Regions from separate parts of the Homo sapiens genome. Here region 2 is linked to region 1. Evidence: read pairs that join two places in POLR2A ChIA-PET (ENCODE). Cell type or tissue: GM12878. All regions are shown on one strand. Links, peaks and the distances in the headings refer to the core of each region. The heading gives the core; the rest is flanking DNA.

Region 1 (16,339 bases), core at 8,286-16,285:
ACTATAGAACCTAAGTTTTCTGTTTGTGTGTATTAAGTCACCGTTGTAGGGTACAAAGGCAGCCTCACAGGAAAGAGTGATCCTACCAAGGGCTGTCTTTATCATCACTCCCCGTGTTCTCTCACTGTACCCTCCTAATAAAAAAAAAGGCATTAATTATTAGAACCACTGTTAGCAGAAAGATGCTTACAGTTAGGCCTGTACCTTTAGGTTTTCTAGGTCGCATTCATTCTTCAAGACCCAGCTCAGTTTCCATTTACAGTATTTCACAGTCTTAACATTTCTTCCAGTTTTTCCCTTTTCTGAGTTCTTATAGCAGTGCAATGTTTATTTTATACCTTCATTGACTTGCTTTTATATGTCTTATCTTTCCTAGAATTGTAATGTTGGACAAGACCTTCAAGAATCAGAATGAGTTTTCTCATTCTGCTAGGTTGAGTTACTTGAACAGTTTCACCTCATTAAGTGTTTGCTGATTGCCAGAAACCTATTAGCGTTGCTCTTATCTCTTTATTCAATATGACATTATTCGTAATGTCCCTTTGACAACCTATAGATAGGCCATTTCAAGTTCTTGTCAGTCCTCAGTTGTGCTAGTACAATAGTAGAAACTAGTGGAATAGCACTAAGCGCCTTTAGATGTTTTAGGCAGGGGCTGTAACAAACAAGTTTGGGAATATTTGAATAAATAGTTGAAATCAGAGTTTGAAAACAAACTTCGAAATCATATATAGAATGTTAAATTAATAGCATTCAAGCCAGACCATTTAGGCAACTGAAATAAGTGTTTGAATCCCTGCTATGTACTGGACACAGTGATGGGCATTTAAAATATCCTAAACAGTACTCATGATATACTAGCAGCAGTTAAGGGCTTTGTACTAATATCCAACATTGTGCAGTTCACATACATAGTTTTCCCTACAGAAGTACCCTTAAGAGCAAAGGAAAGTTACATACATCTTAGGGGACCTTGGGGATCAAAACCAAAGCAGCCCTAAAACTGTGATTTTTCTTTGATGTCACCTCTTCTTAGAAAGAGTATATCCATATTTACTATAAATTTTTTTCTCCCAATTGTTCACAGTTCAGAGAGAGATTAATTACATCAGCCTATGAATTCAAGAGCACTTTGGCACACTTCGGGGTTCTCCTTGCATTGAGCATAACCCGATTTTGAGACATCAGGCTATGCTTACTTGATCCCCTCAGTGGCCCTGTGGCCATGTCCAAGAGCAGACATGCTAAATTGGGCTTTGTCTGACTCCTTACTATTAATAAACATTATGTAAATGTGTAACACATTTACTTTTCTTTTTTCTTTGACCCCTAAATTTTTATGGCATTATATCTATCAACTCTTAGAAGGAAGTAGCTTTTCAGGTAATCGAAAGGCTGTTTGTTTTGTCTTTTTCTTTGTAGGAAATTCTTCTTTTAATGATAGCCAGGTTAAGTTACAATTTTGTTTCTAAAAGACAGATCTTAAGAGCAGAGTTATTACTAGCACAAAAAAATCAAATAAGAAAAAAAGCTCATTCATATGTGTAGTTTTTGTATCTCGGCCTTTTTAAATTTATTTTCTGCATATAAATATATTTTGGTATCACTGAAGTATCTCATTTTAGTGTGTTAATATTTTTTCTGTTATTGGAATATATTTATTGAATTATTTGAATATATAGCATGCATTGTATGAGATGAAAAACCCCAAGATGATTTTTTTGGAGACAGAGTCCTGCTCTGTCGCCCATTCTGGAGTGCAGAGGTGCAGTCTCGGCTCACTGCAACCTCTGCCTCCCGGGTTCAAGCGATTCTCTTGCCTCAGCCTCCCGAGTAGCTGGAATTACAGGCATGCGCCACCATGCCTCACTAATTTTTGTATTTTCAGTAGAGACGGAGTTTTGCCGTGTTGGCCAGGCTGGTGTGGAATGCCTGACCTCAGGTGATCCACCTGCCTCAGCCTCCCACAGTGCTGGGATTACAGGCATGAACCACCGCACCCAGCCCCCAAGATTATTTTAAGTAACTCCTTGTTTTGGATTAGAAGTCTTCTAGGCTTTGGAGACATTTAATCATTGTGTATGGCTAGAATGATTTGGTTATGCAGAAATAAATTTGAATAAAAAACATTTCGTGGTCAAAAATAAAGGTGTTATACTAATATACAACTAAGAGTGGGTTTAAAATGTGGGTTATAAAGTTAGTGTTTCTTTAACTTAGTGTTTCTTTAAATTTTTAGGTTTGATTTTACTTTATGTAGTAGCGTTTTTGTTTTCATAGATGGAGCAAATCCAAATTGATAAAATAACATTCTAATTTCAGATTTCTTTTTCAATTTTTAGTTGTTGACCTCCTGTACTGGAGAGACATTAAGAAGACTGGAGTGGTGTTTGGTGCCAGCCTATTCCTGCTGCTTTCATTGACAGTATTCAGCATTGTGAGCGTAACAGCCTACATTGCCTTGGCCCTGCTCTCTGTGACCATCAGCTTTAGGATATACAAGGGTGTGATCCAAGCTATCCAGAAATCAGATGAAGGCCACCCATTCAGGTGAGATGTCTGGAAAACAAGGCATGCATTGGCAATAGTGTAAACAGGATTGGTATTAAGACTTCATCTACTGTCTATAGAGTTACAAGCATGCATTTTTTTGTTAAAGATAATTGCAGTTATTTGCTTGAGCTATACCAAAAACATCTGCTTTTGAGATTTTCTAAAAGTCGTTTTAAAGGCTCATGATGGAGGAGACTGTTTATGTATCATTAAACTAACTCTGCTACTTGTTAGGAATATTTATTAGAGTTAAGCATTGGTTATCTTACTTGAATGAGTGTTGTATCTTTTTAACATGGGTAGGTTTGATGAGGATATTCTTTATTGCTTTTTATGCTGTCTGATAACGTGCTTTCTGATATTTCGTATCTTTCTAGTATGCTGATGTTTTCTGTTATGCTTTTCTTTATGTATTTTCTTTATCTAGTTTCTTCTCGTTTCTTAAGGCTTTACTTTTTAATTATTTTTTGGAGAGCTTTATTTCAGCATCTCCTTGTCTCTCAACTATCATCTTCTACCCTTGTTTTCACAAGTATACTATAGCATTATATAGTTGCTATGGAGACACAACCTCAGCTTGAGTCTTCTGCCCTCACCTCATACTCTGCGTGTTTTTCCCCCTCTTTTTTAATTGACATATAATTCATATACCATAAAACTCATTGGTTTTTAGTATATTCACAGAATTCTACAACCATCACTATTTTCATCGCACAAAAAGAAACTTCCTACTTATTAACAGTTCAACTCCCCAACCAACGCCCGACAACGACTAATTCACCACGTTTTTAAATGAACTTTTCCCCTCAAACTTGTTAATTTCTATCCATAACACCACTACCATGCTAGTTTTCAGGCTCCTGTTTTGATGTTATCTTTGTTTTCATCTCATATAAAGAAAATCACTAAATATTGTTAGGAAAATCACAAAATTTTGTTCTTTTCCACTGCTTCCTCAGTCTAACCAGGGGCCTGTAAAGCAAGGCCATGGCCAAATGCAGTCTGCTGCCTGCTTTTGTAAATAGTTTGTTGGAACACAGCCATGCTCATTCATGTAGCTGGTTTCGTACTGTAATAGCAGAATTCAGTAGTTTTAAGAGAGACCATATGGACGTGAAAGCCTAAAATGCTTAACTATCTGGCCCTTTACAGAAAGTTTGCTGACCCCTAATTGGACTCCATTTGTTACTACATTGACTTGTAGTTACCTCGGATTACTTCAGTTCTTACAGATGATGTCCGATTAATTTTTCTAGAAGTACCACTTTTTTTCTAAAGAGAAAAAAAACAAAAGAAAATGCACCGGCCCTCTATAGACTGTAGGATGAAGTCCATATGTCTTTGTCTTGTCTCTCATTTACCCCTTCCAGAGTTTTGTACCCATGTTCATGCTGCCTTCCTTAGCTGCCTCAGTCATACTTTTTATTTGGTTCTTAGTTTGGTTCAAGACCCAGCTCTTTGGAGAATTTCCTAACCCTGACCCCAAATGATCCGAAAATTCAGTTCCTACTGCATTAACTAAGCCTTTGAAATGTTAATTGTTTTGCATAAGGAGATCATTTTTCTTCAAATAGATTGAGATAATTTAAAAACTATTTCTAACTTGTTAGCTTGAAAGTAGGGGAAACAAAGGAAAAAACTATTTGTGGCAAGGTAATATCTGTTTGGGCATATGACTATGTACCTACCTACAACATGATCCAGTTGATATTAATGGGTAAACTTAAATGGATTTACAGACTTTGAAAGAGGAGACCTACTGAATTATTTTGTTTATTGTAAAGACTGGTGATTTTTCTCTGGCTTTCTCTTTGTGATGAAGTAATGATGTTATACAAGTTTAGGGGGAGAGACCAACATTTATTGAATAGCTCCTATGTGTCTAACCTTTTATGTACATATTTTAATAAGTTTATTTTAAATTTGTGATAATTCTGTGAGATAGGTGGTATCACTCCATTTTATGGGGTGATGGGGAAAAAGTTGGAATTCAGTAACTTGAAATTGTAGTTTGAAAATGGCAGAGCCAGCCAAACGTGTTGGCTCATGCCTGTAATACTAGTGCTTTGGGATCCTGAGGCAGGAGGATTGCTTGAAGCCAGGAGTTGGAGACCACCCTGGGCAACATAGTGAGACTCCCATCTCTACAAAAAATTAAAAATTAGCCAGGTGTGGTGATGCATGCCAGTAGTCCCAGCTATTCAGGCAGCTGAGCTAAGAAAATTGCTAGAACCCAGGAGTTCAAGGCTGCAGTGAGCTGTGATCATGCCACTATACTCCAGCCTAAGCAATAGAACGAGACTCTTTCAAAAAAAAAAAAAAAAAAAAAAAAAAGGCCGAGTCATATTATTATCAAGCCACAAATCATAAAGAAGTATGATTTTTAATTAGTTATGCTGAAATATGTAAAAATATTGTCAAGCCAAAACTTCTAAATTTTCTACCGTTCCAATTTTACACATCATTTGATTTTTGAGGTTTTTGGAAAATATTAGTGATTTATTTCCTTCTTAGAAACAACTTTATTCATTTTTTAAACTTTCTTCAAAGAGATGGGTCTCACTGTGTCGCCCAGGCTAGTCTCGAACTCCTGGACTCAAGCAATCCTCCTGCCTCAATGTCCCAAGTAGCTGGGACTACAGGCATGCACCACTGTGCCTGGCTAGAAACACTTTATATTCTTAAAGTCCTTTTATAGTCATTATAAAGTAAATTCAGCCAACATACCAGTTTAAGCTTGTTGGACAGTTTTTCCTAGTACCCCTTAATCATACTAGTAGAGGTGATATTATGTGGTTTGTATCTAATACCTGTGGTTACTGAGTGATGAACAGTGCTGGCATTGTATTAATATCACATAAATGTCAGTTGAATTAGTGTAAATATCTACAGGATGTCATTGATGGGGAGTACTGTCTTTATGGCTTCTGCTTAGGCATCTTGTCTTCAGCAAGAACAAGTAACAGTGGTACAAAGAAGCAGAATACCAACCAGGGTTATATCAGCCACTTTCCTATATTTCTCAAATTTGGGTAAACAAATAATTGCTGGTTTAAATATCAGTGCGAGTATTTGAGTATTTTTAACTTGATATTAATAATTCAGTTTTTTGTTAATAATTGTCTAACAGTGTGTTAGACCATGTATTAGTAAAGATACATTCCTGGTCCATAACAGCTTATACTCTAGTAGGAAAAATATACAAGTATACATGTGTCTATATTTCAGAGCTGAATCTAGTAAATACTATAAGACTAACACAAAAGAAAGCATTGTTAGAATTATACAGGAGTGAGAGAGAACATCAGGGTTTTATGAAAGAGATTGGCAGATAAGGCTCTATGTATGGGTGAGATTTGAGATGGGGCTAACTGGCTAAATAAGGTATCACCAGAGGTAAGAGAGCATTGCAGATTGGGAAAACCATATGATTAATAAGGGCTACATTAAGGTTAAAAAATACTTAGTGAATGACTCATTTCTGGCTGCAACATAAAGAGTAGTTGGAAGTAAGGTTGGAAAGATTTAGGAGGATGTCCCTGGTTGAAAAGTTGGAGTCATAGAATCACAGAATGTTTGAGCCTGAAGGAACTGAGGAAAGTCTGTTTCTCAAATTTACAGAGTTGGAGCACTTACCCAGAGAAGTTAAATGCCTTTTGCAATGTTGTATAGCTAGGTAGTGGCAGGTCTTCTAACTCTTGCTTGAGTTCAGCCTAGACAGCACTATCTAAGATAGCTCACATAAGGTTATTCTGGCATTGGCTGACGGAATGGATTTGGATGCAGGCAGATCAGAGATTGGTTTGGAGAGTGATAGAATATTCCAGCTCGTAAATAGTAAGTGCTTAAAATAGAGTGATGGCACTGTGAATAAAAACCAGGAGACATATTTGGGGCATGTTGCAGAGGTAAAACTATGGGACAAGGAGTTGTCTAAGATGTTATTTCCACTGTAAGAAACTGGCATCCTGAGACATAGGGAGGTTATGAGGACTACTTCCAACAGATACGAGGGAACACTCAGCACTTCTGAGTTGGTTGTACCCTGCCAAGATAAAATGGCTTCTTTGAAACAGTAATGAAACTGTTTCTTACATTCCTGTGGACTTGACTTTTTCCCCAGTATAGTATTTTTATTTATTTATTTATTTATTTATTTATTTATTACCAATACAATACTTTTAAATTTAACAATTTTAGCCATCTCGGTATGGATTAAAACATCTAGATGATGTAACTCTTATGTTTTGCTAGGATTGCTACTGTGCTTTTGGCAGCCACTTTACAATCTGGTGCTTGACATATTGAACAATTTCCCCTAAAGGTTAGTCTGAGAGAGTTTAGGATTTGGAAATGAAAAAGATCTTTGTTAGGAAAACGTGATGAGACAACATAGTGTCAACTTTAAGAAAAAAAAAAAAACAACCATAGTCATAACTACCATTTACTGAGTGCATCCTTGTGCTCAGTTGCATTAGGCACTTTTCTCACTGAATTCTCATGATAATCTCCACTTTATAAATGAGGAAACTAAGTTTAGAGGGAAGAATAAATAACTTTGCAAAATTACCTAGCCAGGTAAGTGGCAGAGCATCAGATTCAAGCCCAGATCAGTCTGGCTTCAAAGTGTATGCTTTTTCTGTGCTAGTCAGCAGACAGTGCATATCAAGGAAATACCCCTTACTGCTGAGTTTTTATATTGCCCCTAATTTGGAAACAGTTGGCTTTTATAGTAGAATATTTTCTTAATTTCTTACAGATATATAATTTCTGATTGACATTTAGGGGAAAATCACTCCAATTAGTGACAATTATGATGTGTTTTGTTTTCTAGGGCATATCTGGAATCTGAAGTTGCTATATCTGAGGAGTTGGTTCAGAAGTACAGTAATTCTGCTCTTGGTCATGTGAACTGCACGATAAAGGAACTCAGGCGCCTCTTCTTAGTTGATGATTTAGTTGATTCTCTGAAGGTAAGTTTATTTTGCCTTTCATTTTTGATATACCCAGAATTTAGTATCAAGAGAGTTGAGTGTAAAATTCTGTTCTTCTATATTCAAGTAAATGATAAATATTAATTAAATCACATGGCTGTAAACTTGTGTTTTAAAATTCAGAATCCAATCAAATAAGGATGAAGAAGTGCTATTCCCTTTTTTTTTCTGGTCATACTTAATACAGAGAGTCCTGTATTCCTTTTTAAAGGAGAATAAGTTATAAATCATACTTGTGGGCCGGGTGTGGTGGCTCACACCTGTAATCCTAGCACTTTGGGAGGCCGAGGCGGGTGGATTACCTGAGGTCAGGAGTTTGAGACTAGCCTGGCCAACATGGAGAAACCCCGTCTCTACTAAAAATACAAAATTAGCCAGGCGTGGTGGTGCATGCCTGTAATCCCAGCTACTCAGGAAGCTGAGGCACAGGAGAATCGCTTGAACCCGGGAGGCAGAGGTTTCGGTGAGCTGAGGTCACGCCATTGCATTCCAGCCTGGGCAACAAGAGTGAAACTCTGTCTCAAAAAAAAATTATATATATATATAGTAATACTTTCGGAAATCATAAAGATTAAAAGGAAAGGAAATTAATCGGAATTTTGACTATAAGCATAAAGATCGTCTAATGCATTATCAGATTTATTCATTCTGACTTTGCTTTACAGTCTAGCACTTATGTACATGAAAGCTATTTCATATCTTGGACTCTTTCTTATTCTAGATAAGATTTAATATTCTGAAACACTTCAACTAATCTTCAACTGGTAATCATTGGAAGTTTTTCTTTAGTTTTTGGATCTCGCTACATAAGCAGCTGTTAAGAGTCTCACCTTGCAAATAAACTCTCCCAAAGTTCTGACTGACGAAACAGGCACTAAACCACAGTTGTGTAATTTAAGCCTGAAGCACTGGACCTGTAGTGCTTTTCTTTTTCATAGAACTTGTCATTTGTGTTGTATATGCTCTTTCCTGTGACTCTGCAGAAAACAGGCAGACTTGTTTCCAATCTAAGCCTGGGCAGAAATGTAGTGGTGGTAATTCTCATAATTTTTCATTTTTCATTTCCAAGAGAAATGTTCTAGTTTATATTTATCACACATGCCAAGGATATAGTAGTAATAAGGTGACTGGGCCTTTAGACTCAGAAAAACAATTTCTGAACTGGTCAGAATAGGTTTAAGTGCTTAAAGTGCTTTTTAAAAAAAAAAAACAAAAACATTTTAGCCTTTATAACCTAGTAGTTGATACGTTATTTTCAGCTGTTTGCGTCTCTGGGCTTACAGGTATGAGCCACTGCGCCCAGCCGCATCTCTTATTTTTATTTATGACTTGGAACTTAAGTTACTTCCTAATAACATCAAGGGTAAATAATGTAGTTTCCTTTTATTACTTACCTCTTTCGTATAGAGTGGTTGCATTTAGTGACTAAATCTGTAGTGGTGTTTTAAAATGATCTGATGTTAGTCTGTAAATAAAAAGATTACGGTTATGTTGTTTGGCATGCTTGGTTAATAAGTTTCAAAAGAGATCAACTAAAAATATTTTGGAGCAAATGAAATAGAACCTTGTACATACAGCCTAGAGGAAACCAGTTCCTATTCATGTATTATTACCTTCTATACGTAGCTGACTTCTAGGGTAGAACATGTGTGAAAAGTGATTGAGGAGGAGGTACTGATGCCGCTTAAGATGGATGGTTTGTGGGTAGGAATTGACTGAGAAGAAATACTGTCTGTAAGTAGTAATTCAGAGCTTCAAACAGCAAAGGACCATCTCTGAATTTAGTAGTCAAAGATTGGTGGGGGAGAGAGGTGACTTCAAAGAAAAGCCTGGTGAGCTTAGGGGAGAGGAGAGATGCTTGTTGTTTTTATAGATTCAATAAACACGGCAACAGAGATACACCAAAAGTCATCCTCGATGTTTGCACAGTATAGCAGTGAAGGCAGCTATATGTCTACAATTTAACATTTTTCTTGAGAGAAATGTCATTCTTGAATAAATCTATTTTTAAAATTGATCTGGGAATGATTCATTATGCTCTAGTTTTCTGAGTTTGAGTATAAAGTTTCCACTTGTCTTTAATCAAAAGAAAACTTATTTATTCTTTCAGAGAAAATTTTCATCCATACACAGTCCATTGTGTAGATACGGGGCAAGAGGAGAGAGAAAATGTTAGAAAGGGGCTGATGAGATCTTAAGAAACATTTTAAATCTCTGTTTTGCACACGTATTTGAGAATCGAATATGAGGACTTTTTAAAAAAAGTTTTGAGAAATAATTTCTTTGTTAAATCTTATATTTTAATTTCTTTTGAAAACTACATTTTTTTGTAAAAGCAATTATGTTATTCATGAGGAAGCTAGCATAAATGAGAGAAATCGAACTTGATAAGTTCTTGCATTGAGTGACTGCTAATTTGAAAGTAACAGAAAGTAACACATGATGAGACAGATTTCCTTTCTGGAACACTTGTTGTTTCTTAGTATTGAAAAAAAGGACTTTCATTAAAATTATAATTTATCCTTAAGGATTAGCAATCCTTTTAAAAAGAGAAGAGAAGAAAAACGTACTTGATTGGTTTCCCTGAGTTGTGTTTTTGGCAAGCCCAGAGCTCAAGGAAACCTGCTTGGTGACTTCCCCAGCTGGCAATTCATTTAGGACTGCAAATAAGTAACAGTTGCCTCATCATGTTAGCACTTAAAGTGAACCTGGCATTTAGATCTCAAAATCTAGAGGCAAATGAATAAGGCAGGGAATCTGTCCTTTTCTCCCCATGAAAGGTAAAGCCCTTGGTAATTCAGGTGCACACTCTGATAATGTACATGAAAGGTCTTCCTTGATAAACGATAAACCTTGTGATTTTGCCACACAAGAATTTAGCTAAACCCTTTCCTAATGTCATTGTATATGAGTAGTACAGATTCCATGTGTTTGTTTCCATTGAATATACAGAAATACTGAATACTTCCTTAAAACAGCTTTTATTGAAAAAAGGAAGCTGATAAAAATCACTTTGCTTTTTTATAAAAACGCTTGATAGGATTACCTTTCTAGAGAGACTTCTGTGTATGGCCACACTTATCCACCACAGTTTTTGTTTATATAGAGAGCATTTTAAAAAGAAGAAGGTTTTCCTGGCCATGCACAGTAGCTCACGCCTGTAATCCCAGCACTTTGGGAGGCCAAGGCGGAAGGATTGCTTGAGGCCAGGAGTTTGAGACCAGCCTAGGCAACATTGTGAGACTGTTTCTATAAAAAAAAAAAAACTGAAAAATCAGCCAGCCATGGTCGCCCATGCCTGTAGTCCCAGCTACTTGGGAGGCTGAGGCAAGAGGATTCTTGAGCCCAGGAGGTGGAGGATGCAGTGAGCCATAATCATACCACTGCATTCCAGCCACGGCAACAGAGTGAGACCCTGTCTGTTTAAAAAAAAAAAAAAAATTATTAAAATCTTAATCTTAAGTTCCTTAATAGTGGACTGTATTACTTTTTGCCTTTTAGCCACAAAAACTGGTAGGGAAAGTTATATTCTGTCACCCTAAAGCAAGCAAAAAATGTTTTTCCAATTCCCATTCTTTTTTTACTTTTTCAACATAAGGAAAAATGTATTTACCTTGTTTAAACGGATTTATTTTAATGCCTTACAGTCAGATTTTAAATTTATGGGAAGTTTGCTAATAGCTCCAGTCTCTCCAGTTGAGATGAATGTTTTTTCTTATTTAAATAACAATGAGTTTTTTAAAATTTATAGGAAGTAGCTTTTTATTGGAATTACATTGATTTTATATGATTCATAGCTAGGAAAATGGAAACCATCTTAATTTCAGGAAAATGTAGTAGAAATTACTCTCATTTCTAAATTTTTGTCATTTAGAAAAGACATTTTTATCAAGCTCTGTGTTTACAAAATAATAGTTTTTAAACAACAATTTGAAAGAAGTATCTCTATAACTCATTGTCTTCATAAATGCAAAATCTGTTGTGTGCCCTCAAATTTATATCTACATTTTTAGATTCTGGGTCACAATTATCACTAGCTCTTTTTTTTTTTTTTTTTTTTTTGGAGATAGAGTCTCGCTGTGTCACCCAGGCTGGAGGGCGGTGGTGCGATCTTAGGCTCACTGCAACCTTTGCCTTCCAGGTTCAAGTGATTCTCCTGCTTCAGCCTCCCAAGTAGCTGGGACTACAGGTGTCCGCCACCACGCCCAGCTAATTTTTGTATTTTTAGAAGAGATGGGGTTTTGCCAAGTTGGCCAGACTGGTCTCGAACTCCTGACCTCAGGTGATCTGCCTGCCTTGGCCTCCCAGAGTGCTGGGATTACAGGTGTGAGCCACCATGCCCAGCCTACAATTATGACTATTTCCATGTGAAACCATCTTCCTCAGAAATTGAAATTTTAGAGCCGCTCTTGCTAGCATGTGAAACCTTTTCCTTGCTTATTGCCTTTTGGCGGGGGCAGTGAAGGAGGAGCCTGGCCTTTCAAAATGTGATCAAAAAAATAACCAAACTCCAGGGCTCATTAGTCCTTTTATAAACACCGGTGTGAAATGATGGGTATCCGTGTGCCTGGTCCAAGTTTCCTGGTGGTTGACTTGGGCGAATAAAAATAAGACATGTTCTGCAGAGTTCTCCTTTTAAATTCTTGTGTAATATTCCGTTTGTTTTGCTCCTTTGCAATTAACTACAAACTTCTAAGTCCTAGAAAAGATTTCAAGTATTTATAGAGTGAGCAACGATCATTTTCCTAGTCAAATAGTATGGCAAAAATCACTGTTTTAAAAAGTTGTGGCATTAAACTATAAATCCTCCCTCCCCTCGCTTCCCACCCGCAATTATGAAAGAAAAGCATATGACAATGCCTACTGGGCTCAGCTTTTGGGCTAATTGAGTCTGACTGAGCCTTCTTAGCAGGTTCCTGTCTTTTGAAACCTCAAATCCCAAAAAGCTGTCTAATAATTTTACTTTTTTAGGGACTAAGACCAGGTATTTTCAGCAGAGGTTCTTACTTTTCTGTAATTGAGGCGCAACTATAATGTTCCAGAACACAATCTTAAATCTGAAAGTGAGAGGAAGAAAAAAAAAAAAACGGCCTGAGCTCCAGAAATAGCTGACCCAGAAGAACACTAAAATCTAGCTCTCAGGCTCATAGGCAGCTGTTAACATTCACATTTTGACAGCTTCCTTTCAGGTTTCTTGAGCTCTCAGAAAAATTAGAAGGAAGTGGGCTGGGGATATAGAGAGAGTCCAAACTACCAACTAATGAATGAATCTGAAGGAGACACAGAAGGGCAAGTAGAGTTTAGAGTTTGAGAGTGCAGGAAAGTTTTGAAATGGTCAGAACTGCCAGAGTAATTTCTGAGATCTTACTAAGCACTCTCCCACCGTTTGCCTTAAAGATACCCCTTCCCCCAAATTGAAACATCACAAATCTGCAGAGCTCTTTAATCAGGTGTGTTATACACAGTGAATTTAATTCTCTTATTGCCCTGGAAGAAAGATAAACCAGATGTGGCCCTTGCCCCTTTTCAGTAAGTATTTGTTAGATCTTCATTACATTTTAGGCCTCCTTCCTCCAGTCTCGATACTGTGCAATGGAGAGATAAGCTTTGACCTCTTCAGTTAATAAGTATTGGCTATAATGTTGCAAAGTATTTGCCATGGAATCGTGTAGAATTTGTTAAGTCCAAAATGAGAGCAGCCTGTTTGCTTCTTTAAAGTGTTTATTGACCTTATTCCTGCCATGTTACAAATCCATCATTTGTGGTGGATTCCCATTAATAATGGTTACTCTCTAGGTTAGTTCTTGCTGCCACCCCTTTCTCTCCTGGTGGTGTGTTCCCTGAATACACTTAACCACTATTTCTGTTTTGGGCCGCCGAAGTATTCAGTTTTCTCAACATAGCTGCAACATTTAAAAATTATATGATAGCACACAAAAGTGTACATTTCTGGCAACACTGGCCTGGAATATTTGCATGGCCACAGCGTATGGAGCAGGGTTGTAAGTGCCCCTTTGAGAGGAAGAATGCATATCACTGTGTGCCTCAGTTCTCTCCCAGCCTCTCACATACATGTATGTCACCTGCCTGGCCCTAAGGACATTTGAGACCTCCCTGTGTTCTTCTCTTTGTCTTGGGATAGCCTGGCTTTTAGGAAGTGTTCTCAAAGAGGCAAGTGACATTTGAGCCCCTACAGTGGCTCAGGTGTGAAGTCTTGGGCTTTTCCCCTGTGGACTTGGAGTGAAGCCTTGTCAGTGACTGTAATGACCAAATGAGGAGTTATTTTAGCTTGTGTTTGTTACTATCTTCTGTCATGTTAAGGGCATCTTCGTTGCTAGAGTAATTTCTTCTAAAATATGGAAGGTCAACACTTTTCCCTTTAGACTTGTGGATAGTGATGGATAAAAATAACTCTCTTACTCTATAGTAAACTTGCTCAAGTGCAAAAGTTATATTTAGCTTCAGCAATAGGAGTCTATAAAACTGTGAGAGAAAAGCCTTACTAACTGAAGTCATCCTTCAAACCTTTCTACCAGGGGTTCCAATAGCAATTGCTAAGAATACGGCAGCTTAAAAAAATTTTTTTTCAATTGACAGATATTAAGAATGCCTGATATTTACTGACTTGAACATTAGTTAAATTCAGTTAGGGTGACCAGAGTGTTGCTATTTGTAGAACTGTTGCTTGGTAGAGTCATCCAAAGTGTCTTCCTAAGCTGTAATAAATATGCTTACTAATGTTTGACTGCTTAATTAATGGTCAGTAAGCATTCAGTCAGAGTTCGTTTAATACATGGAGAAAGATATATGCTTTAGATCAAGGGTTAGCAAACCACTGCTTGTTTGGGCCACGGCCTGTTTTTGTATAGTGTGGGAGCTAAGAGTGGGTGGTGTACATTTTTAAAGGGTTATGACAACGACACAGAATAATATGAGACACAAACCCTATGTGGCCCATAAAACCTAAAATTCTACTGTCTGGCTCTTCACAGAGAAAGTTTGCTGATCCCCGCTTTAGATAATGGGGGTGCTCTACTACTCCCCTTTTCATTTATAGTGTTACATAAGCCTAAATAATCACTGTAGCTGGTGGCATCATGTTTGTTACCTACTAAGTAGGTCAAAGTGATTGCCAGACATACACATGAAGGCCTTGAATTAGAAAGCAAAGGAACTGATGATGACCAATGTTTAACAAAATTCAGACTGACTTTGTGCCTGATCCTTCAAAGGCTAGAGGTGATATTTTTGGTACCTGAAACGTAATTTCCCTGATAAGTACTCTTTGCCCAATTATTGCTTATCAGCTGAGATATTAATGTCTGAATTATTCAGCTCATATATCTTCAAGCACTCAACTAGTTCATACTTTGAAATCAATTCTAATAGACAATTCTCATAACACCTTTATAGTCTTCCCATTTAAAAGGTAAATGTTGTTAGGGCTGGAGGGGTAAGATGCACCCTTGGTATATTGTCTGATCTCAGCAGAATCAACTACTTGGTAGTGTAGTCCAGAGAAAATGGGTCAAATCTATTAATTATTTTAGGATTTTGAAATTCATAATTGAGACTCGTGACTTAATAGTGAACTGCTCATGGTACTTTACCCAGTCTTCAAGTTGTATGCCTTTTGTAGGTAGGCATTTAGATGGGATGCTTTTGAAAGCATAATTAAGAAACTTTACTTGAATTTTGTTTATAATGGGCTAATGTTATTTTCTTATAGTTTGCAGTGTTGATGTGGGTATTTACCTATGTTGGTGCCTTGTTTAATGGTCTGACACTACTGATTTTGGGTAAGTCTACAAAGCCATTGGGATGAAAAATTGCTGGAAAGATTGTGTGCCAGGAGCTTAGACATTTTAGTGGAGAATATTCTCATTGTATGAAAAGTAGGGGATGAAAATGTGGGCCGGGCGCGGTAGCTCATGCCTGTAATCCCAGCACTTTGGGAGGCCAAGGTGGGCGGATCACCTGGGGCCAGGAGTTCGAGACCAGCCTGGCTAACATGGTGAAACCCCATTTCTACTAAAAATAGAAAAAATTAGCTGGGCGTGGTGGCGCACGCCTGTAATCCCAGCTACTCCGGAGGCTGAGGCAGGAGAATCACTTGAGCCCAAGAGGCAGAGGTTGCAGTGAGCGGAGATCGTGCCATTGCACTCCAGGTTGGGCAACAAGAGTGAAACTCCATCTCAAAATAAGTTTGAGGTTGTATTCTCTTTAAATAAGTTGGTGATACTGCTTCCCGGTTTATTGAAATGCTACCTTAGTTGCTGAAGACAGCTCCTACTAACAAACAGTGATAAACCAGATAAAGGGTGGCTTTATATGATGGTGCAGTCATAAATCTAACCAGGGATACCTTTATTTTATGAAATCTCACTGTGATATGATTTGAAGCTAGAAATGGTTCCTAGCTCTAATAACTGCAGCCTCACACAGTTCATTCATTCCTCTGGAGTGGCTCCTCAACAGCAGATGCATCCAGAGATCCTTATGTTTTTATTCATTCATTAGGAACACTGCTTGGTTATCTTGAGTTGCCAGTTTAATAGTTTTTTGAGTGTTTATTCCTCCCAAATCATTCCGTTCTTTTTGAAAAGTTGTATATTTCCCTTTTCAGCTCTCATTTCACTCTTCAGTGTTCCTGTTATTTATGAACGGCATCAGGTAATTTCCTAACTAACTGCTGACTTCAGAATAGAGCACTCACTCTATTACATGGGATTTACGGATGTATTAGTGCCCATTTTCAATGTCTTACAAAAATGAGAAGTGTGATGGTTTCT
Region 2 (16,339 bases), core at 3,764-11,763, 170 kb after region 1:
GGGAGTAAGGAGGACCTGAAGAAATAGCCATCAACAAGCCAGGAAATCCACCATGGCTAACATACAAGAGGTTATTTCTCTCACCTGACAGTTAAGTACCATGCAATCCACCCCCACCCACCATCCTTCAAAATGAAACCTAAAGGAGAATAGCTAGGATTCTAACATAAATTAACATGGACAAAAATGAAGTTAAAGCTGGATTTTTAAAGCTGGATTTTCCTCTGCTGCATTACATTTTCTTGTGACACTTCAGAACAAATTGATAAAGAATGCTTGCTTGAATAACAAAATCCGATTAGAGAAGGTGCATACCAGTACAGACATAAGCATACATTTATACTTGTACATGTGTATGGATTCTGATTCACTTCAGTTTATTCAGGAAGTCAATATAACTGCAAGCCTGAACAAATACTAGCATCCAGCTATTATCTCTTTATGTAGCCATAAAAGGGAATGCATGCATTAAACTGACTAACTGGATGAGATTACAAAGGAGTAAAATAAAGAACATATATTCCAGGGGTCTACATATGTAATAAATCTAGTTCTAGAAAGAAAAATGACTAGTGATCGATGCTCTCTTAAAATAGCAGAAAACAGCAAGTAAATGCTAATTGTTTTTCAAAAGTGACTCAACCCAGGTCAACTCCTATAATCCACTGAATTTCCCACAGACTTTCAGTTAAGCCTCTATGAATAATTTCACAGATCTTTGCATGGCACCAACTTACAGAATTAACTCTGAAACTTGTCAAAAATTAGATTGAAGGAATTAACAGGCAGAAACACGCAGGGTGAGAGAGACAGAGGAAGGGTGGCACAGGAAACGGAGGCGGTTGGGGAGATGAGGAGAAGAGGCCCCGCCTTAGGGAGGAGATGAATGCAGCCGGAGCCAGGAATGACCCCTCCGTTTTTACTTTCTTTTCTAGAACGTATCAACCTATCTTTTCTGCCCAGTGTTGCTGTAAGTCAAAGGAAGAAGAGAAAATGTTGTTGGGAGGGATTGGCAAGGCTTTGTGAAAACCTTTGGAGACTGAATCACTTCAATGGGCAAAAGGGTGAGCAGGACACTTCAGGTGGACAGGACAGACTGAGGCAGGGCCCAGAGGTACAAACATGCAAGGTCTGCTATAGGAGTCTTGCAGATTTGTCCAATTCGACTATGAGGGCACAACGGATAAAAGTCTAGAAAAGTTGGCTAAAATAGAATGCCCACCTACAAAGTGTGGACTTTATTCATTGAGTACTCCAAGCTCTTATTGGTTTTAAACAATGCTTTCACACCGTTTTCAGTTGATGAAATGCATTAGCAAGAAATTGCCTGTGAGGAGACTAAGAGATTCAACTAAGTCAGACATGACACTGACTTATTAGCACTTAAAGGACAGTGGCAGGAAGAATGGAAAGGAGAGGATGTCAGTTACTGTAAAGAAACATGAATACCCAGGAATTGATGATAGACTGAATTGGGAGAGGACAGGTAGAAGCAGCTAAAAGTGACATCAAGGGGTAAAGAGTCAAGGATAATCTTCTCAGTGGATTATTAGGAGGTGATGTCATCTTTTGAAAGCAAGAGGTACTACAGACATGCTCAGGGCTTGACGTCTATGAATAAGGCTTGGTCTAGCCCTTACTCCAAATAGGAAGCTAACAACAGACAACAAAGTAGAATTACTGGGCTATGGTGAACCTGATCACCATGAATTCATGACTTCTTTTATGGATGCTTTTTAACCAGATGGTGGGACTAGGGGAACAAAAACCAAGGCCTGTCCAGAGTTTGGTGTTAGTGCCATAGCTTTAAAGGGGAAAAAACAGGTGAAAAATTCTAGGAGGCTGTGCCAGAAGAACCAGCAAGGGTTGATGGACTTTGAATCTACTGGCTATTCCTATTATAGTTTTAAGTGAGTTGTGAGAAGTCATTAAATAAAACAACTAAAAAAAGATACACACCTGTCCATCTGAGTCAAAAGCCAGGCAGGCAACTCCATGTGTATGGACATCTTTAAGAAGAGACACAGTCTGGACATTATAGGAATCCCATATGCATATATATGGCTCCTTCCCGACTTGGCCAGTTGCAACGAGAGTTTTGTCTGGGTGTAAGGCAAGGCTGAAAGAGAAAAGGTTTCTTTTCACATCTTCCAACTGAAGAAAACACTGATCACCTTTTATCCAAATCTGTTTCTCATTTAAATTATCTAACAAGGTGATCTCAAGAGAAAGAGTCTGAACTGTCCCCAAAGTAATTAATTACTTGATTTGACTAATTGAAATGTTCACTTTAGCAGAGAGGCTTAGCACAGTCTGACAATCTCATTTGGTCTTACCCATTGGTTACCTTGAAAATTAGGTGCTGTTGTGATTGTAATTATTCAATTTAAAATCGTCTGTATAGTTTTATAATTGCTTTATGTTGTGAAATTTAATTATTGATATTCAAAATATTACTTGTTTTCAAGTTAGCTTTTGACTTTAATTTTTTTTTAAATGTTGTTACTAGGGGAAGGTTCTCTTCTTGGAATTAAACATACTTGCAGAAGCACTAGATACTATCCTCATTAGGATTTCAAAGCATGAATGGGTCCCAGAGTCATGTGCTGTTTCTGTGTCTGTTGCTATAGATTACAAATTTTAAGTTAAAGTTTCCATTTTACATAGATCACTGTGACACCAAAGAACTACAAATTACAATTGTGGTTTGTATAGCAATTTTTCTCTGTAGTTCGATAAAAATGAAACTTCGTCAAATACCAACTGGTATTTTAAGGAGTCAGTAGCCGTTGAGAAGTATTTTTCCTAGATTAAAAAAAAAAAATCACCCTAATGTTTTAAATTCATTGTGTATAGGCGTTGTGTCTTTCTAAAAAACAGACGTTGGGAATCAAGAGCACATTACCTATATAGCAAACTAGCTCATTGTGTAAACTTCTGCTTATACAATCAACAAATACAAATTTTCCCATTCCAATTTTCAGTATCTGCTTAACACAGTAAATGGAAGTAGACTTTTTTTTTTTTTCAGTGTTTGGCATGGTGTTAATGAGAGTATATGTTCTGATATCAGACACTGGATTTGCATGTTGGCTGCCCTTAGTATCTCTGGTTCTTTGGACAAATTACTTCATCTTTTGCCTCAGTTTCCTCATCTAAAAATACAGATAATACAGAAAATAGATGATATAGTCAATCTAGAGTACTTAGCAGAGTGCCCGGTACAGAGCGAACACTGAATACAAATTTTGTCTTTTGTGTAATCAGCATTATATATCTATAACCAACATAAACATGCCTGTGTGAATATAATATGGCTTCCAAAAACAACATATGTACTTTAAATCCATGTTGGACATCTGAAAAGTGCTTGCTGGAAAATATATCTTCAGGAATCTTCATAAGCAAGTAATACAAAAAGATAGCCCATATAGAAGGGTTGCTTTTCACAACAGGTGAATGCTATAAGCTTTTAACTTTTTAAGGTTGTAGAACACTTCAGCATTCAGTTGGTGAGAGATTATCAATAAGAAAGGACCCTCCCAATCTCAATTTTGTTGAGACACACCTGGTATTTCAAAGTACCTAGATGTCCCAGAAAACTGCAAGATTATGGCATGCCATGTTTGCTCATTAAGCTGAGTGGATGGAAGCAGTTTGAAAACCCTGTTGATAAACCAGTATATTTTAGCTCATTCACTTATTCAACAGGCCCTTGTGGACCTATGATATGTCAGGGACAGTACCATAGACATATAAACAGAAATCACACTGCTATCTTTGAAGGAGCCCACTTTCAGAGGAAAGAGACATGTAAAGAAATAATCACGATATGTCAATATACATACACAGTAACACAGAAAGATGGAGGATGGAGAAAGATGGAGGATGGAGTGACCAGCTGCCCAGGACATTAGGGAAGACACGAGTTCATATGAAAGACAAGGTGCAAAGGGGATTCACGTGAAAAGACAATGTCCTCCACAGTTTCAGTCTTACAGAGAATGGCAGAAAATGAGATGGGTCAGGCAGGCAGGGGCAGCTCTTGAAAGCTGCCTTAGCCAGGCCAGGAAATTAGGGTACCACTGACTATTTTCAGCAGGACACAGCATAAACAGTTCCATAATTTAGGAAGGTAATCCTAGCAGTGATGAAATGCAGGGGTAAGGACAGATCTGTGAGGGGTGTTAGGAGAGGCAAGGTGGTCAGTTAGGGACCAGGGAGAGACAGGGAGGGAAGACATGGGTAGAGGGGATAAAGAAGAGTCAAGAGCTACTGGGGGTGAGAACAGAGGGGGAAATGCTTAGTATGTTTGAGACTCAAGGACAAGCTTGGGCACATTAAAGTTGACAGAAGATTTTGTGCGGGCAACAAGGTTTGTAACTCACAGAGCCTGGCTACAGTAAAGTTTGAAGCCTATGAGCCTGATCCTGGGAAAAGATGGCCTAACTATCCAATTTTTAGTGGGGAAACCAAGGAGACTGCTCAGGTTAGCATCACATCTGGAGTCCTAAAGGCTAGGAAGAAGAGGATTGACTAGATTGTATGCTCCGTGAGGGCAGGGGCTGTCTTCCATCACTCTAAACAGTTCCTGGAACATCATACAGCAGAGTAGGCATTAACAAAATACTTGAAGAGGGAGTGAATGCTGCCAACCATCTTGGCTGCCATATTGCCTCTCCCCCTGCAATAGGCAAGAGGTTCTACCCAGGGACTAGAAAATGAAGAATGAGCATATTTCCCCTGGAAGGCCAGAAACACTTTCAAGAGATATAAATTATACTATTTTGCTGTGATCACAGCTTCTATTTTAAAATCCTTGAGATACTTGTTAGATTCTTGAGATTCTGAAGCATCCAGAAGCAAATAATAAATCACTGCTCCGAGCAGTTGTTCTAATTCCATAATTCCTGATTTATTGCAGTTCTTTGAATGACGGGGTTGGGGGGAATGGAATAAACAGATTTCAACAAGTCTTCAAATAACTTACGAGCCTTAGTTACTCAATAAGCAGTGCTACCCCAAAACACCTCACATTTTGGATTTAAAGTATTTTTATGCTGGTTATTGTTCTTCTCATTCATATTGAAGCCCATAAATTTACCACATTTACTAAAAAGTTCACATTGCAATTTTTTTTTCTTGCCAGAAGTTCCTTCACACTGTTTGTTAAATCATCTCTTTACAGCCCTTTCTCCAGTCCTCCTTTGCCATTTGGGTACATTAAGAAAATGAGCTTTTTCTCCTTTCATGAGCCAGAGTCTGTGACATCACCTCTCTGGCTTGATGTAACATGATTGCTTAGAGTGACTCATAATGTTACCATTTATCTATGTCCATGTCAAGAATAGCAAGAACAGAGAACCACCTTTATTCACTTTACTATTTGTTACCTTTCCCATCAGGCTTCCCAGAAACTCCACCCCTTTCAGCAGTGACATGTATCATCCAGGGCACAGCCAAATGGCATCCATGTCTCATCCAGGGCACAGCCAAATGGCATTTACTTCTATTTTAAATTTGTCATGTCATTTCAAAAGCACGTTAAGCCTCAAAAAAGGAGAAAAGCTCACGAACTTTACTCACTAGATTTGCAAGAGAATAGAAGGTATCAATAATGGTGGAGTTACAGATTTATTTAATAAGTATTTATTTAATAAATAAAATTCCACACATCTTTGGAATTTTAGTTCAGAAGCATTTTAAATGACAGGGAAGTATTATGTTTGAATTTTCCCCAAATGAAACCAAGTCCATCCTTTTCTACCTACCTCACAATTGCTCTCTGCTCCTTTCTGAGTGCTCTGAGCCTCAGAAGTCACCCTCCAGCCATGCTGTTAGTCAACCAGCAGATTAAAAGGTCAGGTCTTTGCATATAATTGAGGGACTGTGATGCAAAGAACCCTGTCCCCTGAATCCCTGGGCTTTTGATAAGATCTCATGAGAAATGGCCAACTATTGTGTCCTCCCATAGCGCAAGTCACAGAAGCGGAGAGTGCCACCATCACACAAAATGCTTATTCTACCTTGGGCTTCTTGTCATCTTCTTTACCATGTTATGACTGGAAGTATGGACACTACTTATCTCTATTTTAAGTCTATCTGCCTATTGAGAGTCCATATATTTAATTCTTTGCTTTTCTAAGAAGACTTGCAACTTTTGCAAGTTATTTTAGCTACGACAGCACTGTCACAATATTAAAACTTTTACAGTTGACTCCCTTTCATTGCGAGTCTCAAGACAATGAAAGTCTCATTCCACACCTACATAAAAAGTTTTGGTGTGACTGTTTTTCCTTTGGTACTCAGTTTATTCCATTTATTGTATTTTATATATGGCAACAAAAAAAGGATCAAGTTTTGAAAGAACTGTTTTTTAATATATAAACCTAGTTCTGTTGGGAAATCCCATCTTCTGTTACCATAGCAATAGAAAGCACTGCAGAGAAGGACTTTCATCAACCTATCTGGGAGAAGAAATTGATTTGTTTCTCTAGCATGCCAGGAGGGAAAAGCATGTCTTCCTGATGTCAGATAAGATCACGAAGATTTCCAAACATCTTGTGAAAAAGAAAAGATGAGAATCAAAAGGGTCATGGAAGGAAACAGCCTTGCTTATGAAGTTTAACAACAACAACAAAACACTCATCAATATTAATCATTCTTGATTCCTTGAGGCAAAAAATTTTATGAGCACTTGTTCCAAGTGCAGCATTTAAAAAATGTTCACAATTCTTAAGCCTCATTTCATTTTTGCCCAGGCTGCTTCAGTGATTCTCTCAGTAATAATTTATATGTTTAGTTTTTTTTGTTTTTGTTTTGTTTTTGGAAAAAAAAAAAGTCTCACCAGGAAAGCATGAAAGCCTTCTCCCTCCCTGCCCTGAAGATAACCTTGAGAGCAGCTTTTCCATGTCAGAGGCAGAGGCACATCAAAATTAGGTTGCATTGTCTGACGACAGAAGGGGAGGTTGCTGCTTTGGGGATTGAAGGGGGAGTGACCCAACCTCAGTGGATGTTCATCTGCAAGGCAGAAAAGGCAAAGGCAGGCCTGATTTGAACAGTGGCCTGGAGGTAGTGGAACCTCAGATGGGGATGGCTGTGTTCCAGTCCTGGTCCCAAGAGATGCGCTTAGCACTTCAGTACCCCACCACAACTGTGATCTTGACACCACAGAGAGGGCCCTGCCTTCCTGGTGGGCTTGGGCAGCACAAACAGGAATGACAGCAACATGGACAAAACAGCAAAATTCATTGCCATTTTCCTGAATTGTGTGAACCCCACAGAACCCGTATAATCCATAGTTAAGCAGGGGGGGTCCCTAAAACTGGACTTTAACAAGCTTGATGAGTGGTGCATCTAATGAGAATGTGATTTAGTAAAATAAACTTAATACCTTGCCATAACTGTATGCTATACTTACTGGTATGAAACTATATTCCAGCAATACCTTCGTATAAAAGAATGGTTAAAAATACAGCCATACAGTGGCATGATTGGAGCCAGCTTAGACTGGCCACCAAAAACTGATTAAGTTTTAGCAACTTTGTAAACCAGTTAATCACAGCCACTGTTAGGTATTATATTGATTTACAATTACATAAATTATATTAAAAGCAAAGGTAATACATACTGAAAGCTCGTCACTTGGTAATTATTTTACTACATTTCACTGTTGTCTATAGTTGTGAGGTTATTTATTGCTATCCTATCCATATGGTAGAAATACCATAGATGGTGTGTTACTCCACACCTCTTCCCAACTCCATTTTCAATGATGTCACATTGGTGGCTTGAAGTCAGCCATAGTGGGTATATTTACATCATGGAAATCACTAAGTGCTACAAATCAGGGCTTAATTTATTGTTTTGTTGATTGTCTAGACTTAAGAGATAGGATAAAATGTTGATAATGCAGAATAAACATAAAAGCGTGTCACTCTGTAGCTGTTACATTGTGAATATATAAAATTGAGAAAACGTCCTCAATATTCTCTCACATCACTGACCAACAAGTGTAGTTCCAACACAAATGTTGGCTGATAGCTTTATTTACATTAATAAGGAAAATGTAAAACATATACATATTGGAACTTTAATCATTTGCCAATGATGTGAACAACTTCTTTGCTGAACCAGATGGTAATCAAGAATTTATTCCTCATTTGATTTTGTCAAGTCATGCTTAAACTGCAACCATAGACTGACCACAGATATAGGAGTTTAGAAAAAGAGGAAAAAAAAAATCAATAAAAGCATTCTATCAGAATTGATTGGCCATGTGGAATAAAAAGTATGACACTTTATTATTTGTAAGTTGTGCATTATATATTATTTATGTCAGTAAAGTGTATAAGTTTATTAATGCGTATGCATAGTTTTTTTTCTCCTGGAGAGCTGTTTGTTCCGTGACAAGTGCATCACTGAAACCTGTCTCCTCTACTTACTGGCAAAGAACAGTTTCTCATATATCACCTTCAGCAAATTACTCAACCTCTCTGTGCCCCAGTTTCTCATCCATAAGAATGGGAATAACAACAGTACCTACCTCAAAGAAAGTAGGTACTATGAGTACTTAATAAATCCTAAAGCAGTGATTAAAACAGTAGCACTTAAAACCTAGCACTATATAGGTGGTATTGTTATTAATTAACCACCATGTGATAGACCCACATGAAACCTACCCCTCACCCCCAGAAACGGACATTCTTTTTTTTTTTTTTTTTTTTTTTTTTTTTTTTGGAGACGGAGTCACTCTTGTTGCCCAGGCTGGAGTGCAAGGGCGTGATCTCAGCTCACTGCAACCTCCGCCTCCCAGGTTCAAGCGATTCTCCTGCCTCAGCATCCCGAGTAGTTGGGATTACAGGCACGTGCTACCACGCCCAGCTATTTTCTATATTTTTAGTAGAGACAGGGTTTCGCCCTGTTGGCCAGGCTGGTCTCGAATATCTGACCTCAGGTGATCCACCGACCTCAGCCTCCCAAAATGCTGGGATTACAAGTGTGAGCCACCGCGCCCGGCCAGGAACAGACATTCTAAGTCCGAGCAACTCATGTACATAGAGAGCTATGGTGAACTCTCCTTGAATTTAAAAATAAGACTATTCTCTGTGATTTAAACTGGTAAAAACCATTTGGAATGGACAAGATCAGTTATCTGAAGATGCCTCCCTAAGGAGAAAAGATCTAAAATATAGACATATATACATACATGTATATATACATACACACATATATATGTATATACATACATGTATATGTCAGAAAAAATGTTAACAAAAGTAGAAGTTCTGCTTAAAGTCTTTATTAAAAGGAATTAAGACAGAATATTGCTATAAGGATAGACATACAAATCAATGGTATAGAATTGAATCCATAGAGAGACCCACATTTATATGATCAACTCATTTCCAGCAAAAGTGTTAAGATAACTCATCAGGGGAAAGGATTGTTTTTCAACAGACAGTGCTGGAACAACTAGGTATCCATATGGAAAAAAGTGAACCTTACTCTTCCCTTTTACCATATGCAAAAAAACTCAAAAAGTATAAGAGCTAAACCAAGTAATTGATAGAAAAAAATATAAGAAAATCTTTGTGACCTCTGAAAGATAATGGTCTCTTAGAGAACAAACAAGCATGAACCATTACACAAAGGAGAAATTGGACTTTAAAAATAAAAACTTCTGGTCTTTGATAGACACTATTAGGAAAATGAAAATGCAAAACACAGACTAGGAGAATGAAAAGAAAAAAACAACAAAATCACCAAAGTTCTACCCAGAATATATAAAAATGCTTATAATTTAATAAGAACACAACTTAATTTAAAATATGCTGGAAGACTTGAACAATGTTAAGGACAACTAAAATTAAAAAGACTGATAATACCAAGTGTTGCTAAAGACACAGGGCAACTGGAATGCATATATATTGCTAATAGGAAATGTAAAATGATAAATCACTTTGAAAAGTCTTTTGGCAGTTGCTTATAAACATATGCGTACCATTATGATCTAGCAATTCCACTCTTCAGAATTTATCCAAGGGAAACCAAAAGGAAATGTCTAAACAAAGACTTGCATACAAGTCTTCACAGATTTAAAAGAGCCAGAAATCGGAAATAGGTCACACGTACAACAAGTGAATGGATAGATTATCATCTATTCATGCAATGGAATTGTTCTCAGCCATAAACAGAAATGGAACTAGTGACATCCACAGCATGGATGAATCTCAAAAATATTACATTGAGTGAAAGAACTCTGGAGCATTCAGTGGAATACTCAAGTCACTAATACCTTCAACATATGTTAGGAGCCAAGACATACTGTTTCTAGTTGACAATCCCAAAAATAAAAAGGTATGAAAATATAACCTAAAGCTACAAAGGTAAACGTTAAGGGAATAAAAAATAAAATAACCCTCAGGGAGGAGAAGAAAAGTGATGTAAGAATGGTATACCTAAGCTACATCCTCATGTATGTTAAAAGGAAGTCAACATGTCTAAAGAAAATAAGAAATAGCCATTAACCATACTGTTTTGAGATGTGGAAGTAACCACCAGAGAGAACAGTCCTGAAAATTAGAAGTGTTCCTTTGAAAAGTAGATTGCAGATAGGAAAGACTAGAGCAGGGGCAAATTTACATTATAATGCTTTCTGTTATTTTGTGTCTCCATTGTTCTGATACAAATACAAAGATTAAAACAAAAGTGATCCTGGAGAAATATAAATTGATTAACTGACACAAGAAGGCATCTGTTGGTTTAGAAGTCTTCCACAGGCAGGAAGTGGGCAGGGTTGTCTGATGGCTATGTCACATTTATCAACTCGCAGAGGTTCTCACCAGTATAATTGCTACTGATAAAAGAATTTGATCAGCATGGCTAGTCTTACAGTGCATTCTTTGAAAAAGAAGAAATACTGCCTAAGACTGTAACACAACAATTTGCTAATGAGAAGTTTCACTAATGAGAGAGGTCTATGTGAAATCCAGCTTTCTGGAGCTAGTCATCCTTTTTTCCTCCTCTCTTTAAGCAAGGAGTATGACTCAAGCATTGAGGGTTGTATCTGGCAGAAGTCCTGTTAATTTAGGATAATTAAATATGCCAGTCATGTGTTTCAGTAATGTCTGATTAAATACTTTAGAGAAGTCATTAATGAATCCATCTGGTCTAGTGGCTTTGCCAGATGGCAAAATGTTACTACCTCTATCTGTACTGCTCCTGGAGCATTCTACCTTTCTTGTAGTGTAGCACACAGTCATTTTCAGGGTAAGTCTTAATTTGCTAGTTTATACTATCAAGGGATTTGGAAGGTAGAATGCAAGCCTAATATTACACCACACCAACTGAGCCACAAGATTAAGGCTGCATTAAATGGCCTATCATTCTACTGTTGAATTCAATGTGATTTCATCATTTCCATTTCCTCAGAATGTTCTGTCAAACATCTCAGATGGTGCCCGGTCCGTGAGTGGAGAGTCAGCACCACAGGGAGAGGTGACCAGCTGTATTTCACACACACAGGAGCTAACACTCTAAGAGGAGGAGAATTTCAATTGTTTCAAAACTGAAATCCTGGAAGTATTTTCTCCATGTGGCTCGTCACTTAAAAACAAAACTGGCCACTTATTTAAGTATAGAGTTGCACAGCCTTGTGAAAGGTGCATTAAAATGGCAGTCTTCAAGCCGTTTTGATACCTTAATCATGCAGAGTTCATCTTTAACTTAACAATTCCCTCACCAGCTTGGTCAAAATGCAAGGCGTTCTCCAAAGCATTGACAATGGCAACTTTAAGATAATCACTTCACTAATTGGTACCTAAGGCAAAGGCTTAAATAGAAGTGACAACAAACAAAAGGGGCTTGGAGCTGCTAGAGGAGGGTCTAGGGTGGCTTGACGAAGGTATGAGGCAAAGATACAGCCGAGAAAAAAGCCCAATGATTTATTACCACTGTCAACCCCTTACCCCTCAATTGCATTGACTCCTCTAGCTGACAAATAGGGCTAAATTGAGGTCCTATTCTTTTCTAAGGAAGCCAAGTTTGACTAATTGACCAGTTTAGTTGGCTTTGATCATTTATGTTCATGAAACTTGCTTCCAAGGGCACTTCCTGGCCATACAGAAACTACAGACACCACACTATGGCAGCTCACACGGAGCTCTGGCTTTTGTTTTGCTCTTGTGGTTAAGAACAACTCCCTTCCCCTTCAGTTTCATCTTTTTCCTCTCCCTTCTGTTCTCTTTCCAAGTTTTTTCTCTTTCAATGAGGATCATATGTAATATTTCATCCAGCAAGTTGGTGTTTGGAGGAGTAAGTGGGCAGGAAAGAGGGGACCTGTTTCACCCCAGTCTCCCAAGTTCCCAGAACTGGAAACCCATCGTTGACTCTTGCCCACTACTCTCAATTCTGCGCAGTTTGGATTCAGTCACTGTGGAACTATCACAGAACTTGGTGTAAGTGACTAATTAAAACCTTTTTAAGATTCCATGTGTAAGAGTGTGTCTCTCTACTGAGTTGAGAACATGCTGTAGTTTTCATCTGCCAAATGGGGTAAATGGGAACGCTCAGCACAGGGTGTGAGACACAGTGGGCACTCAAATAGTAGCCATAAGTAAAGTAACATGGCCTTTTATCAGAGCAACTAAATTATTATTATTATTGGTAGTAGTAGTAGTAGCAGTAGTAGTAGTAGTAGTAGTAGTAGTAGTAGTAGTAGTAGTAGTAGTATGAGACAGGGTCTCACTCTGTTGCCCAGGCTGAAGTGCAGTGGCATGATGACAGCCTCGACCTTCCCAGGGCTCAGTGATCCTCCCATCTCAGCCTCTCGAGTAGCTGGGACCATAGGCACATGCCACTATGTCTGGCTAATTTTTTTATTTTTTTGTAGAGATGGGGTTTGACCATGTTGACCAGGCTTGTCTCAAACTCCTGGGCTCAAGCGATCTGCCCGCCTCAGCCTCCCAAAGTGCTGGGCTTAGAGGCGTGAGTCACTGCACCCTGCCTACTAAAATTATTACCAAGTTAAAAAAATTCAAACTCTTAGAAGTACGAGGTAAGTTACTTATTGTGATTTTTAGATGCAGAAAATAAAAACTGTATTTCATTCTTGCTTGTATCGGGGGCATTCTTTCCAATTCTGCCATCAGTGTTTTAAAATTCTGCCATCAGTATTTTAAAAGAATGTTAGCTACAGGAGGGCAGGGATTTTATAGTCTGTTTTTTCCATTGATGACCCCCAGAACAGCACCGTGCCTAGCCTATAATGGACACTTTTATAAATACATGTTGAATGAGTAAGTTGACATGTATAGCTTCAGACATCTGAGTAAGAGCAAGATGGATGCAAGAACACATTCAACAACACAGGCATCCTTCATGCACAAAATTCCTGTCACGAACTCTCCAGACAAGAAAGATCATGAAAAATACCACTTATTCTTGATAACAGTAGTTCAAGAAATCGTTATCCAGAAGACTAAAATCCAGTTTTTAAAAGTGCCATTCTGAGAAGTGATGGCATGACGTTTTAATACATAGGGCCTCATAGTTTTCTAACCAAATTAGCTACAAAATAATAACCACGTTTGTGATGTTGGTTTTGAAAAATTGCATTAGGTTCTTACAATAGTTTGTTCAGAAGAAAATCATTAAATGGAAATGAAAGGGCCTTTGAAAGCTAATAACACTGCAAACAAGCCTAATTCAAGGTCACCGATTTTCCTTTGTATTTTAGTTCAACAGAAATGGTTTCATGGGGAAACGGATTCATCCATATTCTATTATTTCACAAAGAAAGACAAGCACGCCCTCCTCAGAGCTGGCGCAAGCAATCCCAGACATCACACTGGAGAGTCAAGCATGAATAAACTCCTACTTTGACACGAGTATCCCTCCAGAGATGGTTAATTCATGTAAGCATCACTTCAGGCCAAGGCTGACCCAGCCCACTTTTCATTACTTCATATTCTCAGACACGTCATAGGAAGAAATTTTCAATTCCAATGAGAAACCTTTTTTTTTTTTTTTCTTTTGAGACAGAGTCTCGCTCTGTAGCCCAGGCTGGAATGCAGTGGTGAGATCTCGGCTCACTGCAAGCTCCACCTCCCGGATTCACTCTCCTGCCCCAGCCTCCCGAGGATCTGGGACTACAGGCGCCCACCACCATGCCCGGCTGATTTTTTGTATTTTTAGTAGAGACGGGGTTTCACTGTATTAGCCAGGATGGTCTCAATCTCCTGACCTCATGATCAGCCCGCCTCAGCCTCCCAAAATGCTGGGATTACAGAGGTGAGCCACTGCACCCGGCCTCAATGAGCGACTTTTAAAGAACAGAATTTAATGTCCAGGGCTAAGAAAATTCAAGGAAACAGATAACATGAAGGGTAACTTTATTCTAGCTCCTTGACCCCTAATGAAATTGGAGTCTGCCATTTACCAGCTCCTGTTCCAGAGACGTCACATGTTAGATCAAATTTAATCCCCAATAAGAGTCTACCTGGGCTGGAGTTGAGGATCCTACATGTCTATTATACAGAGGTAAGTAACACCTCTGCCTCCCTTCTCTTCCCCCGTATTGGTTTTCATCCACTGAGAGTAAAAAAGCTGCTTGGGAACCACGAAAATTACTATCCAGAATGGTGGTTCATCCATCTACCCATCCAAGTATCTGATGTCCTAGGGGTTGGAGCCAGGTGCAAGGAATGGAAGCTGTGGTAAGGGACAATGCCCTCTTGAGTGCATTCACCATGCTGGAGGGTGCCGTTATATCTTTGAGCCAGCCTCTAAGTCAATTCATGCTTGTTTTGGGAAAAATAAAAGCATCTGTGTGGGAGGGGTCTCTGAAGACCGATTATTTTAGGATATGTTTGATGCTTAAGAGTCCTTATATTGAAAATAGGTACCCCAAAATATATATACATATATTTATATGTGTGTATGTACGTGTGTGTGGCTAAAGTTTATTCCTGAATTCAAGCGTCATTTGAGGATCACCTTCCAATCTGATGGAACAGTGGGGGATACCTTTAACATCTACATCTGAGCTATTTGACCCTTTAAGGGACCTCATTCAATCCAACTCCTCCAGAGCAAACAAAATAAGAAATCAAATGGTTGCATGGCATGTCAGGCTGGAGTGCAGTAGTGTGATCTCGGCTCACTGCAACCTCTACCTCCTGGGTTCAAGCGATTCTTCTGCCTCAGCCTCCCGAGTAGCTGGGATTACAGGCGTGTGCCACCACACCCAGCTAATTTTTGTAATTTTAGTAGAGACGGGGTTTCACCATGTTGGCCAGGATGGTCTCAATCTCCTGACCTCATGATCCACCTGCCTCAAGCCTCTCAAATTGCTCAGATTACAGGCGTGAGCCACCACACCTGGCCGAAACCCCAAATCTCTTTATAAAGTGTACCAACCAGTTTGCTGGACATTTTCACATTCACTTTCCTTTTAAATAATTTCTAGCAAAGGTCAGAGAGCTCTATCTAGTAACAAACTGAGCAAAGACTCAAAATGAGTTTTGTCTGCTTCTGAAAACTTGGAGCTAATTTTACCTCTCCAATCTCAATTTCTTTTCCATTATATAAGGGGTCAGCAAACCTTCTATAAAGGGTCAGATAGTAAGCGTTTTACTCTTTGATGGTCATATGGTCTCTGTTGCAACTACAAAATTCTGCCATGCTAGTATGAAAGCAACCATGCACAGCTGGGCACGATGGTTCACGCCCTTAATCCCAGCACTTTGGGAGGCCAAGGCGGGTGAATCACGAGGTCAGGAGATCGAGACCATCCTGGCCAACATGGTGAAACCTGTCTCTACTAAAAATACAAAAATTAGCTGGGCGTGGTGGTGGGCACCTGTAATCCCAGCTACTCAGGAGGCTGAGGCAGGAGAATCGCTTGAATCAGGGAGTCAGAGGTTGCAGTGAACGGAGATCGCGCCACCACACACCAGAGGCTCCATCTTAAAAAAAAATAGTAATAAAGGCTGGGCGTGGTGGCTCATGCCTGTAATCCCAGCACTTTGAGAGACTGGGGCAGGCAGATCACCTGAGGTCAGGAGTTTGAGACCAGCCTGGCCAACATTGTAAAACTCCTTCTCTACTAAAAATACAAAAATTAGCTGGGCATGGTGGTGCACACCTGTAGTCCCAGCTACTAGGTAGGCTGAGGCAAGAGAATCACTTGAATTCAGGAGGCAGAGGTTGCAGTGAACCGAGATGGTGCCACTGCACTCCAGCCTGGGAGACAGAACAAGACTCCGTCTCAAAAAAATCTAGCAGAATATATAGCAGAATAAAGCAGAAAAAAAATACAATCATCTCAATAGATGTA

The links. Peaks named below come from ENCODE experiments on the same cell type or tissue, not always from the same donor. Only the 100,000 strongest peaks of a DNase experiment are listed, where the experiment ranks them.
Region 2: POLR2A ChIA-PET joins it to region 1 with 11 read pairs; 3 of 35 experiments call an interaction of 5 or more read pairs at or near these places.

Annotation. Positions count from the first base shown.
Region 1 is chr2:54,973,702-54,990,040 of GRCh38, reverse strand. It overlaps RTN4 (reticulon 4), which reads left to right. Exons shown (of 9, transcript NM_020532.5): 4 at 2,343-2,550; 5 at 7,388-7,526; 6 at 15,277-15,346; 7 at 16,174-16,220. Among named protein-coding and RNA genes, the nearest start is that of RTN4, 69 kb to the left of the region's middle. RefSeq lists a silencer at 15,378-15,579. In GM12878, for the core only: no CTCF peak of the experiment used is centred there; a DNase peak (open chromatin) is centred at 12,700; H3K4me3 peaks cover 1,289 bases; H3K27ac peaks cover 2,881 bases.
Region 2 is chr2:54,799,012-54,815,350 of GRCh38, reverse strand. It overlaps EML6 (EMAP like 6), which reads right to left. Exons shown (of 42, transcript NM_001039753.4): 3 at 1,960-2,119. Among named protein-coding and RNA genes, the nearest start is that of EML6-AS1, 56 kb to the right of the region's middle. In GM12878, for the core only: no CTCF peak of the experiment used is centred there; no DNase peak of the experiment used is centred there.